Linked DNA regions of Homo sapiens: region 2 is linked to region 1. A link is an interaction called in ENCODE POLR2A ChIA-PET data of the cell type or tissue named here. Cell type or tissue: HepG2. All regions are shown on one strand. Links, peaks and the distances in the headings refer to the core of each region. The heading gives the core; the rest is flanking DNA.

Region 1 (7,900 bases), core at 1,267-6,266:
AGCCTAGGTTGACTGGGAGATCTCTTACATCCTAGGGTAATCAAAGTTGGTTACTCAAAAAGGTATTTTCTTTAGATTATTTACTCATCTAGTCAATTCCCTAATATGAGCCTGGTATCGTGTTGTAGGGAGCTGACATTATACAGGTAATCACTGCAATATAGTAAGTGTTTCGATGCACAAATATACAAATTGCTTGGGAAGCACATAATCACAGAAGAGGAAATGCCAAATTGTGGAATAGTTAGGAAGGGTTTCACTGAGGGAAATATTCATGCTGGTTATTTGACAAACAGTATCCTTGAGAAGTAGATCCCAGTAGAAGTCTCTGAGTTGTCTGCCTGGTCTCCTACCTGAGCAACCAGCACTTTATTCCTTGGCCAGATAAATGTGAGCCAAAATACCTTGTGGTTTCCTTGGAAATGCAGCTTAGCAACCATTTCTGGGGACAAAAGTCCATAGTAATAGGCACCTGGCTGTTATCATGTTTGATGGGCCTATGTCTTTTCTTCTTTTTTAAGGACCTTAATACACCTTCCTTCCATCTCTGACTCTATATTCTCAACACTTAAAATTAACAGGGTTAGTAAGCAAGGACCAGTGGGAACAAGAGAAGGGAAAATTGTCTAATGGGCAGTTTATTCATTCAGTCCTTGGGAGTTTTCAGTGAGCAGGTTGGATATATTTCCAATGTTTTTCTCAAATTTTTAGGAAAATTAACTATTAAAGTTTTTTTTTAAATAAAAAGATGTTTATAGGCTGGGCACAGTCACTCATGCTTTGGGAGGTCAAGGCAGGAGGATCACAAGGTCATGAGTTCAAGGCTAGTCTGGGTAACATAACAAGAACCCATCTCTACAAAAAAATTAAAAATTAGCTGGGTGTGGTGGCATGCACCTGTAGTTCTACTCAGGAGGCTGAGGTGGGAGGATTCCTTGAGTCCAGGAATTGGAGGTTGCAGTGAGCTATGATCACACCACTGCAGCGTTCCAGCCTGGGCAACAAAGTGAGACCCCATCTCTAAAAAAAATTAAAAATAAAAAAAAGGGGCCAGATGAGGTGACTCACTCCTGTAATCCCAGCACTTTGGGAGGCCAAGGCAGGTGGATCACCTGAGGTCAAGAGTTTTTGACCAGCCTGACTAACATGGTGAAACCCCATCTCTACTAAAAATACAAAAAATTAGCGGGGCATGATGGTGGGCGCCTGTAATTCCAGCTACTCAGGAGAATGGAGCAGGAAAATCGCTTGAACCCGGGAGGCGGAGGTTGCAGTGAGCCGAGATCACGCCATTGCGCTCCATCCTGGGTGACAAGAGCGAGCCTCCATCTCAAAAAAAAAAAAAAAAAAAAAGGCTATTTATGTTGTTTTAATTGGGAAAAAAAAACTTTGAAAAAAATAAAAACTGAATAACATATAGAGCTGATAAAAAGGATTACAGTACCTATATACATACATAGCATTATTGAAATATATAGAATATAAACACCTATCATATACAAATCTTCTAAATAAGACCTTATCTGAAGATTTCAGTCATTAACTCAAAAAACACTGCTTCTCCATGCTGCTTATTAAAATCTGCTTCAACAAGTCCTTTACACTCCTGACTCAGCCATGCAGGTACATATTTTTAGTTCACAGGATTAATTAAAAATATTTATTAAACTTTCTGGCCTATCCCTCAGCTTTCTGATCACTGGGAATCTACATTTGCAGATATTCTTCAGCACCCAAGCACGCACTAGACTTGATCATGTCTGCCCAAGTCTTCCACCTGGGTTCTATGCTATGAGAATCACATTGTTAAATGAAATTTTGTTATTTTAAGTGTATTCCATTTGGTGTGTTTTTTAGGGCTTTGCTTTCTATTTTCATTGATATTTTGCCTAGCATCTTCCTCTTTGTCTTCTTTCTCCACTCTTCACTTTACTATGTCTCTCAACAAACCTATATCTAGATGTAAACATATCCATAAAGAGGGGAGCTAAGGCCAGGTGCAGTGGCTCATGCCTGTAATCTCAGCACTTTGGGAGGCTGAGGCGGGTGGATCACGTGGTCAGGAGTTCAAGACCAGCCTGGCCAACATAGTGAAACCTGTCTCTACTAAAGATACAAAAAATTAGCTGGATGTGGTGGTGGGCACCTGTAATCCCAGCTACTCAGGAGGCTGAGGCAGGAGAATCGCTTGAACCCAGGAGGCGGAGGTTGCAGTGAGCCAAGATCATGCCATTGCACTCCAGCATGGGCCACAGGGCGAGATCTGTCTCAAAAAAAAAAAAAAAAAAAAAAAAAGCGGGGGAGCTAAAGGAAATATATTGAGAAACATTCAGCAAGAAATCACAACTTCCTGATCCAGGGAAGATGGCTGGGGCTTTTTAAGCACTGAGTCTCTCCAAAATGATGCAAGCTGATACTACATCATTTCTAAACCTTCCAATCTACTCGTTAAAAGCATATAGATTTATATTTAACTAAGTATATATACTAAGTGGGAGCAGAGAGTTCTGGAGTAAGGGAATAAAAGAAATAAAAGAAAGGAAAGAAATGTATTTAAGGAACTGGATCTGAGCTGTGAGCCTTATAGGCACTATCTCATTTAATGTCTAAAACAAAACTGTAAAGTAGGTATGACTATCTCTGAGAGATAAACAGAGACTCGGAGAAGTTAATTAACTTTCCAACATTGTCGTAGCTACTAAGTGAAAGACCCAGAATTTGAAAGCAGCTGGGCTGATTCCACAGTTCATGCTTTCTACTTGCTGAACTCTGCTCTCATGCCAAATGGCACCACCCAGAAGATGCTGAAAATCCATAGGGGGAGGATAGATTTACATTGATAAGGGGGAAAAAGGTCTACTTAAAAAAGGAAACCAGCAAATACAAGATAGGATACAATAAAATGCAACAAGGAAGGTGGTCAAGAAACATAACGCATGGCCATGGACAAAAAGCAAAGAAGAGGAACAACCTGTGTTGGATGGAGGTGAGCTTTGATGTTTCCCCCTTGAGCTCATTGATATTTACCTTTCCTGGGCTGATGTGGAATTTGGATTCATTGGATGATTGCTCCACGCTCTCTTTGACCTTGTTTCTGAATGTGTATACAGAGTCCTGGGCTCCCCATGTATTGTTGTCATTTTTCCTTCCCTAACCTCCTTGCTCACCTATCCTTACCAAAACTCTTCCCCAAAATACCAGCTAAGCTAGTAATTCTTGAAAAATAACAAGGAAGTAGAATTTGAAATTGTTTTGATAACATCTGTGCAAACAGCTGCAAATTCTACAGATCACATCATCCTGAGGGCTGCAGTGTTTACAGTAACAAAGAGTCAAACCAAATATTTGCATCTGGGGCTTTACCTGTTAGAACAGCAGTGAAGAGTTCAAAGTCCAGGCTCAAGGCAACCATGGAGGGCTATCAGCAAGCTTTATGAGTGTTTCCCTCCAGGTTCCTAAGAGCTGACTCTTGGCCTTCTGCCAGCTCCTTTGAAATGGAGATATCAGCTCTCCTCATTCACTTATCAAAAACATGTCCATTTCTGGGCCAGATAAAATTGTTTGAGTGCTCATTTGAAATCCAAAGCAGCCATTCCTGCTTTGCTCCAGGAAGACATTTAAAGTTACAGACTGACAAAAGAAGAAAAATAATTGAGGACCCTTATCCACACCATCAACACCTCTTGTTTCCTTCCCAGAATTTGAACTGAAAACCCTAGTATGCAGTAATAACTCGGAAAATACCCGGACATTCTTCTGGGAACCCCCACCACATCTTTCTTTCATTCTTTGGATCATTATGAATCAGGATTTTAAAGGGAGTAACTTCATTTTGGTTTTGGTAGATTGAAATTAATTTAGGCCATTAGATGAAAGAAAGAGAAGGAGTGGAAATGTACTCATCCTATACTACCCCAAGTCTGGAAACATTACTCTTGAAAAATAAAATTCGTTTTAAATATAAGTTTAGCACAAATAATTCCCAGTGAAAAATAAACCCACATTTCTTCCAATAAAGAATATTGTAAGGCCCGGCGCAGTGGCTCACGCCTGTAATCTCAGCACTTTCAGAGGCCAAGGCAGGCAGATCACGACGTCAAGAGATGGAGACCATCCTGGCTAACATGGTGAAACCCCGTCTCTACTAAAAATACAAAAAATTAGCTGGGCATGGTGGCAGTCACCAGTAGTCCCAGCTACTCGAGAGGCTGAGGCAGGAGAATGGCGTGAACCCGGGAGGCAGAGCTTGCAGTGAGCCAAGATCATGCCACTGCACTCCAGCCTAGGCAACAGCGCGAGACTCCGTCTCAAAAAAAAAAAAGAATATTGTAACTAGTGGAACTTCATGTCATGCTAGAATGCGGAGTAGGTACCAGACACTTGCTGGTGAATTTTTGTGTAATACTGAAAAAAGAAGCATTATACAGGCACTGGGCAACTTACACTTTCAGAGTTTTCTGGGCTTTCCTGATGTACATATCAGACATATCACCTAAACAGAAAAATATGTGTCTACAAATCTAGTGTGTGTCTACTGGTTGTATACAATCTAACAAAGCAAAATTGACTATGTTTTAAAACTTTGTGCTTTAAATATTCATAGCATTTCCTCAATTATAGACTAAATATAGTTTCAGCCAAGTTTTGAGGATTAATAATAAAGAAAAATATCATTTATAATCTGATTTTACTTTTTGATAAATAACAAGCCAATATTTAGGGCTTGGAAAGTATTTTGCCAATTATTTTATTCCTCTCTAAACATATCACAGGATAGTTAAAAGCTGAAATATGTCCCATTTCTTGGAGGCTTACATTACCAAGTTTTCAAAAAAGCAGGATTTTTTTTTTATAGTCCTCAAGAGTATCCCTACAACCAACTTCAACTGGCCTGATAGCTTTGCAAGCCTCTGAGTCAAGGCTCAACAGCTGAAACAAAAAAGCCAGAGAATGGTCTATTCAACAGACTGAGGCATGTAAGAATAAAACAAAACTGCTTTATGCCATTACCAAAACTCCTAAATTATCTTTTCCTAACTATTTAAAAGCAATAAATGCAACTCCACAAAGCCTGAGAGACTTTCATAGTGCATGACTGTAGTCATTCCTCAGTTGGAGCCATGGGAAATACCACAAACCTCAGAGAATTGCACATATGTGGAAACTTTTCCCATAGAATTGTAGTAGGTGTGTGTTGTGGTTTAAGTCCCTTTATGACTAATGTAGTGGCTGATTTGTTTACGATTTCATTTCTTTTTTTTTTTTTTTTTTTTTTGAGATGGAGTCTTGCTCTGTTGCCCAGGCTGGAATGCTGTGGCGCAATCCTCCCTGGTTCAAGCAATTCTCCCTTCCTCAGCCTCCTGAGGATATCAGGCGCCGGCCACCACGTCAGGCTAATTTTTGTATTTTTAGTAGAAAAGAGGTTTCACCATGTTGGTCAGGCTGATCTCGAACTCCTGACCTCAGGTGATCTGCCCACCTCGGCCTCTCAAAGTATTGGGTTTACAGGCGTGGGCCACCACGCCTGACCAAGATTTCATTTCTTTTACGGGTCTCAGTGGCTACAAAACATTGCCATGAGGACTGTTTGTGGGGTTTTGGTTTCCGTTTCTGACCAGTGTACCAGTCCTTTTAGAAATGTGTCTCCCAAAGAAAGGACGAGAAAACTGCGGAGCAGGGAGGAGACCAGCAGAAGTCTAACTTGTGATTGTACCTCTCTGCCCTGAAGGGGAAATTTTCTTCCCAGTAATAAAAATGTGGTGGAGCCCAGATTCTTTATTCAGTTGAAGTTCCTTCCAAGAACAGCAAAGGGGGGCCTCAAGGTCTAAAGCTGCTTGGGCACGTTCACATTCACCCCTGGCCTCTGCAAGATGCAACCATGTGGCCTTGGGGAACAGTAAAAGCCGAGGTGTGTCAGGCCAGCCAGCTGACCATAAACTGTGCTTATCACACGAATGACTCCTTGTTTTCATGCTGAAAATATGCACCTCCTGGAAGCTCATCTTTCTTGGTCTGATGTGTGTGATGTGATTTACATCATGGAATGCAGGGGACATGTGCTCACAAGCATTCTGATTCAGGAATCAGGTTTCTATTATGTACTCCATTTGTATTGCCTTCTGCGGTGACCTTAATACATTTTTTTCTTTTTAATTTTGGACTTATTTTAGAGCAATTTATTTTCTATCAAATCCTAAGCCTAGAATGTCTACATGGAAGATAATTGCACTACAGTAAGCAAAATGTCCTGGAGCCTAATTTCACAAGTCTCATTTTCCTGCGGTCAGGGGGCCCTTGGCCTTGGTACCTAGGAAGGGCGCTCATGTGAGTAACTGAGTCATGAGAACATCCCCCTTGGCCTACTCTCTGGGCAGTTATCTTCTGCTGAGTGGTGTGTGGGTGAACATACATGGGGTCGCAAGCTCCTCAAAGAGATAAGACAGGTCTCATGGATACATCATGGATAGATTTGCCAGAACTAGTTATATTAATATATTGTGCTTCCTCCTGAGGCTGTGTTTGTATTCACTGAAGCTTACTTCTCAGGCAAATGTAGGGAGTAACAAATAAGCTTTATGTTCCTAGGAGTCAGGAAGTCTAGTTAGCATGGTTTAAAGCCTTCACCCTACATATATATATATATATATATTTTTTTTTTTTTTTTTTTTTTTTGAGATAGAGTCTTGCTCTGTCGCCCAGACTGGAGTGCAATGGCATGATCTCAGCTCACTGCAACCTCTGCCTCCAAGGTTCAAGCAATTCTCCTGCCTCAGCCTCCTGAGTAGCTGGGATTACAGGTATGCGCTACCATGCTCAGCTAAATTTGTATTTTTGGTAGAGACAGGGGGTTTCACCATGTTGGCCAGGCTGGTCTCGAACTCATGACCTCAAGCGACGCACCCACCTTGGCCTCCCAAAGTGCTGGAATTACAGGCGTGAGCCACTGCACCCAGCCTAGATAGTTGAGTTTAGTTTTTTGTTATTTTTTTCTCTGTAGGATCTCTGAGTCTTTAATATGCTAATGGGTATTATTGTAAGTTCTAAGTGTGTATAATGTATCCCAAGTTAGCATGACTATTGAATACTCCCCCACCCCAATAAAAGCCTATTATTATAACTTGAGCTATAAGTTTCCATAGAATATAGTTCAAAAGACCTCTTTCTAGAAGCAGAAGTTTTCTTCCTGCTCTAAAGTTCTATGAATTTACAAAAACAATGCAGAATTACACACTTTAATGGAGATATAAAAAGAGGTCCAGTTGATGATCTTATTGTAGCAATAAAGGATTTATATTGCATATAAACGTATTCACTATAGATAGTTTAAGCAGAAGAGTACTTATAACCAGTAGCTTATACCATGTAATTGAAGACCAAAAAACTAGTCTTGAATGCTACCAAGGAAAACCCAGGAAAAATGCCCAACCACATCAGTTTTCCTACCAAAAACACCTCTGCTGTTGCTGCTGACTTTTTGGCTCACATGGCACTAGAAAACAGAAGTGAAAACTCCACTAAAGCACCCCTGGAAGTACTACCCATGCCACTGTGCTTGCTGAAAGCTACAATTTCCCCCGTGTGTGTATGCTACCTAACCTTGCTTACTTCTGCCCCAAGCAGCACATTGTGGTAGGCAGAATTCTGAGATGCTCCCCAAGATTCCTGCTTCCTGACGTACACACCCTCTACAGTACTCTCTCCTTGAATGTGAGCAGGACATGTGAATACAATGGGATGTCACTCCCATAATTACATTCTATTATATGGCAAAAAAGGGTTTTGAAAATATAATTAAGGTGTCCAGTTAGTTGGCTGTGAATTAATCAAGAGTGAGATTATGTTGGGGTGAGCCTGACTTAATCAGGTGAGCAGTTAAAACAAAATAGAGATTCAAAGCCAA
Region 2 (7,900 bases), core at 1,312-6,311, 340 kb before region 1:
TCAGTGAGAGTGCAAAATCATACAGCCACTTTAGAAGACAGGCAGTTTCTTACCATTTAACATATCATGCAATTCAGCAATCATACTTTCCCACATGGGATAAAAAACTTACATATAGACAAAAATCTTCATATGGGTAGTTATAGCATCTTTATTCATAATTGCAAAAAACCGGAAGTAACTAAGAAGTCCTTCAATAGGTGAATGGGCAAACAAACTGTAGTACATCCATAAAAGGGATATTATTTAGAAATAAGAAGAAATGAGCTGTCAAGCCACAAAAAGACCTGGAAAATCTTTAAATGCATATTGCTAAATAAAACCAGTCTGTTTGAAACACAAGTGAAAGAAGTCCGTTTGAAACACCTATATATGATATAATTCGAATTTTATGGTACACTGGAAAAAGCAAAACTATAGAGTCATTAAAAAATATCCATGGTTGCCAGGGGGATGAAGCAAAGGAGATTTTTAGAGCAGTGAAACAATTCTGTATAATGCTGTAATCATAGATATATCAAAGTATGCATTTATCAAAACCCATAGAATAGTACATCACAAAGAGTGAATCCTAATGTAAACTATAAACTTTAGTTAGTGATAATTGGTAATAATATACTGGTTCATTAATTATAACAAGTGCAATGCAAGATGTTAATAGTAGGGGAAATTGTGTGTGGGTGAGTAGAGATGGAAAAGAGATATATGAGAACCCTTCTGTCCTATCTGTGCAATTTATCTGCAAATTTAAAACTGTTCTAAAAAATAAAGCATATTTTTTAAAACATAAACAATAGTAATAGTATGTTAAGAGAAGTAATTATCTGCATCCAAATCAGTGAACATTTCCAATCAATTATCTATATGCACATTGCGTTATTTTACATACACCACACACACACACACACACACAGCATTCCAAACACCATAAAAAGTCTTGAGAGAAATGCTTCATAAGGTCAAAAATCTCTGCCATTGGGAGTTTTGTTACTGATGTATCTCTAGTGCCTACTAAGATAGGCCCTTTATAATTAATTAGTAATATAATTTCTAAGTTAATAAATTAATACAAATATGCAATAGAAAAGGAGACTTCAATAGTGATTAGAAAGAATCCCCAGTGAGTCTAGAAATGATTTTGCAGTGAAGCAACAGTTTTAGTATTAATTTTAAAAAGGAGAGAAAAAACAAGACCAACCTGGAAGGCCCCATTGGTAAGCTGGTTACCTGTGGTCTTTGGAAATGGTTATCATGACTGGGACTTTTGGAAAAGATCCAGAGAGGACACTATCTATTTAATTAGCCAAATGAGGGCCAGAACGAAAACCAATTTGGCCTTCCTTTGTCACCAAAGATCATTCAAATTTCAAATGAATTTACTGTGTTCATGCTCAAGATGGGCATATCCCATAAATATGAACTTTCTATTGAAAAATTCCTGTGGTAAGGGTTTCTGTTCCATATTTTGTATATGGGAGAGTGCCAATAAGGGGGTGCGGTAATGCTGGGGACAATTAAACTAGGAATATTTCAGGGAATTTGTCTGACTGTACTGACATTGGTTTGCCCAAATATGAATAAGTTCCTGTCTTAAGATGCTCAAAACTCAGAGGGATTGAATTATAAGCAAAGGAATGTTACTATAAGAATACTAAAAATATGAGAATTTTTAAATAAATAAAGGACAGAAACCATAAAGGAAAAACAACAACCAGCTAGCCATACAAAACTGTAAATGTTTATTTGACTAAAGATGACATAAAAATGTTAATCCACAGTCACAAAAATGTTTTCCATTTTAAATATTGAAGTAAGAGTCTCTAGTCAAATGATAACCAAACCATGTGAAGAGAATAAATACATAATTCACAATAGAAGATTAAAGAATCAAATGTTAACTAAAAATTTTTATTACTCCAATAGTAAAACAATGCTAATAGGATCAATATTTTCATCTATTAGACAGAAAATAATTTAAAATATTGATATTATCCAACTATAAAGTGTTCTCAAGGGTATAGGTAAATAGCTTCTCATGAATGTTCTTTATAAATAATAAATTGATTCAACTTTTTTGAGGTCAAGTGGGCATTTTTAATCAATAAGAATGATGATAAGTATTTATTACGCATTATATATTGCATAAGTATTTATGCCTTAAATACTTTATGTTTATTAACATTTGGTTTTTACAAGGACTCTGTGAGGTAGATATTGTTATTATTCTTCCCTACTTTGCAGAGGAGAAAACTGAGTCATGGAGAGGTCCAATAGCTTACCTAGTTAAAAAAGAAAAAAATTATACAACTAGGAAGCAGAGACAGTGGAATTTGAACCCATATACTCTGGCACCAAAGTTTGTGGCCTTAACTTTTCTGTAATACAACCCTATAGTGTTTCATATATTGTTTTTAAATGTGCCCAAGATTTTATTTTTATTCGAGGATGGTGAGGCTAACAGATCAAGAAACAGGGTTATCAAAAAGACAGTTTGTTGCTCACAGTTCCCAAGAGAAGGGACATGCTAAACCACACAGGGCCACCTGGGCAGCACCCAGGTCAGGCAGGTGGGAGAAGAAGCAAGAGGAAAGCACGGGACACAGCCTTTGTTATAGTCTTCACAGGAAGGAATGGACAAGGCAAGGGAAGCAAGCTGTGCAGTCTTAGGACTGGGTAGTTTGAATAATTTCAGTGGGCTCTGAGATACAGGGGTTATCTCTAGTTGCCTGATACCCAGCCCTGGGATAATTTGGACAGATGAATATTGCCTCCTGGAGTATAAGAACCAGACAGAATAGGTGGTTGAGAGTATGGACTTGGGATTGGTTGATTCGTATATCAAAAGCACACTTTTAGGCCAAAAAAATAAAAGTGTGCTTTTGCTATACAAACCAACCAATGGTTGCTTTTTTGCTATGTCTAGGAATAATCTAACCTTGGAAGGGGCAATCTGTCCAGGGACAGAAACACTCCAGATGCCAGAGCATCAAGAATAGAGAAAATAAGAAAATATGCTAATGCATGTATGTATTTTATTTGACTCACTAATTTACTATCTAGGGTTTTATACTATAGAAATCCATGCGTAAGCAGAGATGTGTAACACAAATGCTCAATGCAACACTGCTTGCGACTGCTAAAACTTGGAAACAATATATATATTTATCAAGAGCAGGTAGTGGGATTGATTTTGCTATAAACAGAATGGGTTGTGCAAATCTTAACAAGAGGAGAGATGACTATGTGCATTGACATGGTAGGCTGTATGTACAGTTATATTTACATGAGAAAGGCTGAGAAAGATGAAAATACTTTCTGCTTCATACACTACTGTATTGTTTCAGTTTTCATAAAGAGCCTATTCTACTTTTCATACTTTTGATAAGGATTATTTTCTGTTTTATATCCTAATAACAGAAGAATATATAAGTTAATTTGAGTGATAAGGGACTAACTGCAAATAAAAGATCAACTGCGGTGTCACTTTTGAAGAAAATACAATGATCCTGGTGTTTGTAGAAGCTGTGCCTACAGAGAAGGAAGTCAGGCTCTAGCAAATCACTGTTAGAGGTAGGGATGTTTCTGAAGAATTCTAACCACTGGCCACAAGACAACAACAGTTCTATAAAGTTAGTGGGCATCAGAACCATGTGAAGGGCTTATTACAACAAGATTGAGATTCCTGCTCCTCACCTCCAAAATTCATGATGCAGAGGGTCTGTGGTGGGCCCCAAAATGTGCATTTCTAACAAGTTGCAGGTGGTGCTGATGCTGCTAATCTGGGGACCACACTTTGAGAACCACTACTCAAGAGAATGAGCTATTGAATGAGGACACTAATTCAGAGGAGACTTTTTAACAGCTTTGAGTAGAGGCTGGCTCAACTGACCTTGACAAAGGAGCAACCAGCCATACCTGTGAGACTGGGTGAACGAAGCCTGCCAGCAGAGGGCAGTGCAAGAAATAATAGGCACCCCAAGTGTGAACAGAGCTATTGTTCTAATTTCACCTGACTTAACTGCATGACGAGAATCCGAAATGATTCACTGTTTAAGTAAGGTTAAGTAGTGATTCTTCAACATAGCTGTTTTGAGTGATCAACTGCAAGGTAAATATTTTGGGGTCGATCCTCAGGCCTGGAATACTCACATGGCCAAGTCATATATTGGTTATGGAGGATCCCAAAGGAGGCAGTGAAAAATCTTACAGCTTAAAAGCCCAGTTGTCAGGGATATTATTTGGCAAAAATATGTTTCAACTTCTCTATATGAGTCTCTTCCATTTCCATTCATATACTCCCTTGTCGAACTTGACTCTGTGAAGGGCAACACTAAATTTTACCTCCTTTGCTAAGATATTGATATGAGAGTGGTGTGGAAAATATGTCACTTTCTCATGAAAAAAATAATAGGAAACCCTGAAACTTTGCTCTAAACTTTAGCCAAATTGACTCACGAAGTTTAATTTTGGTTATCATTTCATGTTCAAAATTCAGGACAAAATGGTGAAAGAAAATACTAGATAGTAGTTTTGTTACATTTGTTTTATTATCTCAAATCGGGTTTCTGTTACAAAATATGTTTAGAGCTACTATCAAAAATAGTGTCATCATATTGATCTGAATTACAGAATGGTAAGGTACTGAGCATTTGGTTCAATTTTGTCACTTAAAGGTAGCATTGGTCATGCCAATTGATGACAAGGGCATCAAAAGGAGCAATAGCGACAAAGGGAGTACTATTAACATATGCTGTTTTATAAATAAAGTCCAAGATTTGAACCAAAGTAATCCAAGCTGAAACACTGGCATTTTACATAGAGTCAAATATTATCACCAATGTGAAATGCATTACAAGGTAGAAAAATACATTTCCTATTGTTTTCAAAAGATAATATCTATATTTTATGTTTGATGTTTATTTATTTATTTATTTATTTATTATACTTTAAGTTTTAGGGTACATGTGCACAACCTGCAGGTTTGTTACATATGTATACATGTGCCATGTTGGTGTGCTGCACCCATATATGAGTTAATGGGTATGTTCGATGTTTAAATCAGAAAGTTGTTCCGCCAAAATCTGAGAAATTAAGAACTTTTTATGTAACTCTATCACTTCTTTCTGAAGTATGACATGCCATATTATGTGATCATAGCAATAATCTAATTGCAATGACTAGTTCTTACACCACAGATTTTCAGACTCACTGTGGGATGGATAGTAAAGGATGGCAATGGTTGGTTAAATAGGGAAAAAGAATACGGACCAATGAATATGCAGGATGAATGAACAGCATTTACTGATGAACAACACAATTCCCCTCTATTAATACCAAGGACTGAATTACAACTGAGATCCTTGCTCTTCACACACTGGCAAAGACCTTTGGCAGCAGAGGGCTGAGTCATTTTTATCTGCCGTGTTGCCATGGGATTCTACTGCCCTGGAGATCCTTCTACTGGCACCTGTAGCACCAGCAATGTGCATCACTCGCACTGGGAACTCTCTCAGGGAAGAAGCAGAGACAACCCACCTGCGAACTTTTCAAAATCAGAAAGTGTCATTTTTGCAGTGATTGAGTTATCTCTTTTCCATGAATGAGCATAGCTTGATCATTTTTGCTTTTAACCTGATGTCACTAAGAGCTGTATGTGTGTGTGTGTCTGTGTGTGTGTTTAAGTATAACTGACTTCTAATGTATCAATATGACAAATGAATTACTGGATTGACTCATTTTTTCTCTGAGCACAGAATATCAAGATGCATATCATTAAGCTCTGCTATTCTGTCTTGCTCAGAAAAAACTGAAAAAAATAAAAAACTTAAAATATTCAACATAATTAATCACCAATTAATACTGAAAGCATATGTTATATTTTAAATGCCTGAAATATATATATTTTACATTTTAGGGTAAGAATGAGTCTATCTAGTTAGGCAAAATTTCCATGAGATAGCATTCATCCATTTATATTTTATGATTACTCAGAGCCCTGGCTGAAATTTAGGTTTTACTTCCAATAAAGAACATTTTTCTTAGATTAATAATATCATAAGACCAAAGAGGAATGTTTGAACTTATTAAAAATAGATAACTCTTCAAATATGCTAGAACAATTTAGAAAAATTGATTTACATTTAAATAATTTATGTATTTATATGATTATTATCTGTCTGATAAAATTTTATCTGTTGCTGTCTAAGATTATTCTACAATAATTCATTAACATAATTTGAAAAATTCTCGGCACTTAAAAGTCATTCAACATTTCTTTAGAATTTATGTTCTACATGAATTTGTGAACAGAGAAGAGTAATAGAACTCAGAGCTCAATATTTTGTTTCTTTACAATTCTATGAGAAATGCATAATTTTATGAAAATTTAAAATTTTTGATTCAACTGATATTTATGGAATGTTTACTATGTGCCAAAAGGCATTAGTTGCTATGACAAAGACTGAAAGATGTCTATCCCATGTTCAATCTTTACTTCTTCCTGAGCAGAACTCTGTTTTCTGTTGGGTGTGGGAATGGCAGTGTATCTAACTGAGAAACTGCATTTCCCAGCTTTCTTTTCAGATAAAGAGGCCACATGACGAAGATCTGGCCAGTAAGTTGTAGTAGAAGGTGTACAGTGAGCTGATTTGGCCAGATGTCAGCCCTTCCATCTTTCTTCAGCTTGTTGCTTGGAACAAAAAATTGAGGGCTGGAGTTCCATGATAAAAACCAGCATTCAAAAGAGAGGGAGAGAGAGAGAATGAGGGAGAGAGGGGGGAGCGAAGGAGAAGGGGAGAGGAGGGAACAAAAGGGGAGGGGAAGGAAGGGAGAATAAAGAGAGAAAGAGAGAGAGAGAGAGAGAAGGAGATTTACTATAAACAATTGTCTCATGAGGGTATGAGGGCTGACAAGTCCCAAGATGGGCAATCAACAAGCTGGGGGTCCAGGAGAGCCAATTGTGTAGTTCCAGTCTGAAGTCCAGTAGGCTCAAGTCCCAGGAAGAACTGATGTTTCAGTTTAAGTGGAAAGAGAGGAGAAGACTGATGTCCCTGTTTGGAGGCAATCAGGCAGCAGGAATTTCTCTCTTATTTAGCCTTTTGGTTCTATTCAGACCTTCAACTGATTGACTAAGGCCCAGAAACTTTAGGGAGGACAATCTGCTTTACTCAGTCTACCAATTTAAATGTTAATCTCATCACAAACACCCTCATAGCACACCCAGAATAATGTTTGACCAAATATCAAGGCCATCCATGACCTAGTCAAGTGGACACATAAAACTAACCATTATAGTGATATGACACAGCAGCCCTGAACAGTGTGCTTCTACATTTCCTCTGTGTGAAAGAGGAATAAATCTCTACATTGTTTAGCCCACTGTTTTACAGACCTCTTGCAGCCAAATGCAATTTCTAGCTGATATAGTGACTACAGCCACATAGGATTATCTGAATTTCCCACAAATATTTTAGAATTTCAAACATCATTTCGCATAAGAAATGCTCAGCAAATACATTCTAATGTTGATATCTAAGATCAGGACAAAATCTCTACTAAACTAATTTATATGACTATAATCCATAAATTAAACCATATTATGTTATAAAAATTCTTTCTTACTTAAAAAATCCCAGTTTTCTTTCTTTTATGTTACTTTCCATTCATTTCACCTGGTTAATTCACATTCATCTTTCAGAATTATGTGTCAACCCTTCCAGGGAGTTTTCCAGACATGAGGTATTTCTCCCAAGTTCTCCATTAGCACGCTGCACTTGCTACCTTCTGTTATTTTGAATACTTAGTCATCTGATGAGTTCTCAGAGAACGGATGTTTTATTGAGGCTTCTTTTCTTCTAAATATTTGGGGCCTCATGTGAGGAGGGCTAAGTTAATTTTACTT

The links. ChIA-PET counts read pairs that join two places held together with the same protein. Peaks named below come from ENCODE experiments on the same cell type or tissue, not always from the same donor. Only the 100,000 strongest peaks of a DNase experiment are listed, where the experiment ranks them.
Region 2: POLR2A ChIA-PET joins it to region 1 with 13 read pairs; 3 of 35 experiments call an interaction of 5 or more read pairs at or near these places.

Annotation. Positions count from the first base shown.
Region 1 is chr6:113,639,834-113,647,733 of GRCh38, forward strand. The region is part of intron 1 of LINC02541 (long intergenic non-protein coding RNA 2541); the gene reads right to left. Among named protein-coding and RNA genes, the nearest start is that of LINC02541, 6.3 kb to the right of the region's middle. RefSeq lists enhancers at 3,167-3,699, 3,314-3,608, 3,520-3,589 and a silencer at 3,314-3,608. In HepG2, for the core only: no CTCF peak of the experiment used is centred there; DNase peaks (open chromatin) are centred at 3,048, 3,398, 5,158 and 5,978.
Region 2 is chr6:113,302,794-113,310,693 of GRCh38, forward strand. No RefSeq gene overlaps it. Among named protein-coding and RNA genes, the nearest start is that of LINC02518, 130 kb to the right of the region's middle. In HepG2, for the core only: a CTCF peak has its summit at 3,957 (motif pointing right); a DNase peak (open chromatin) is centred at 3,968.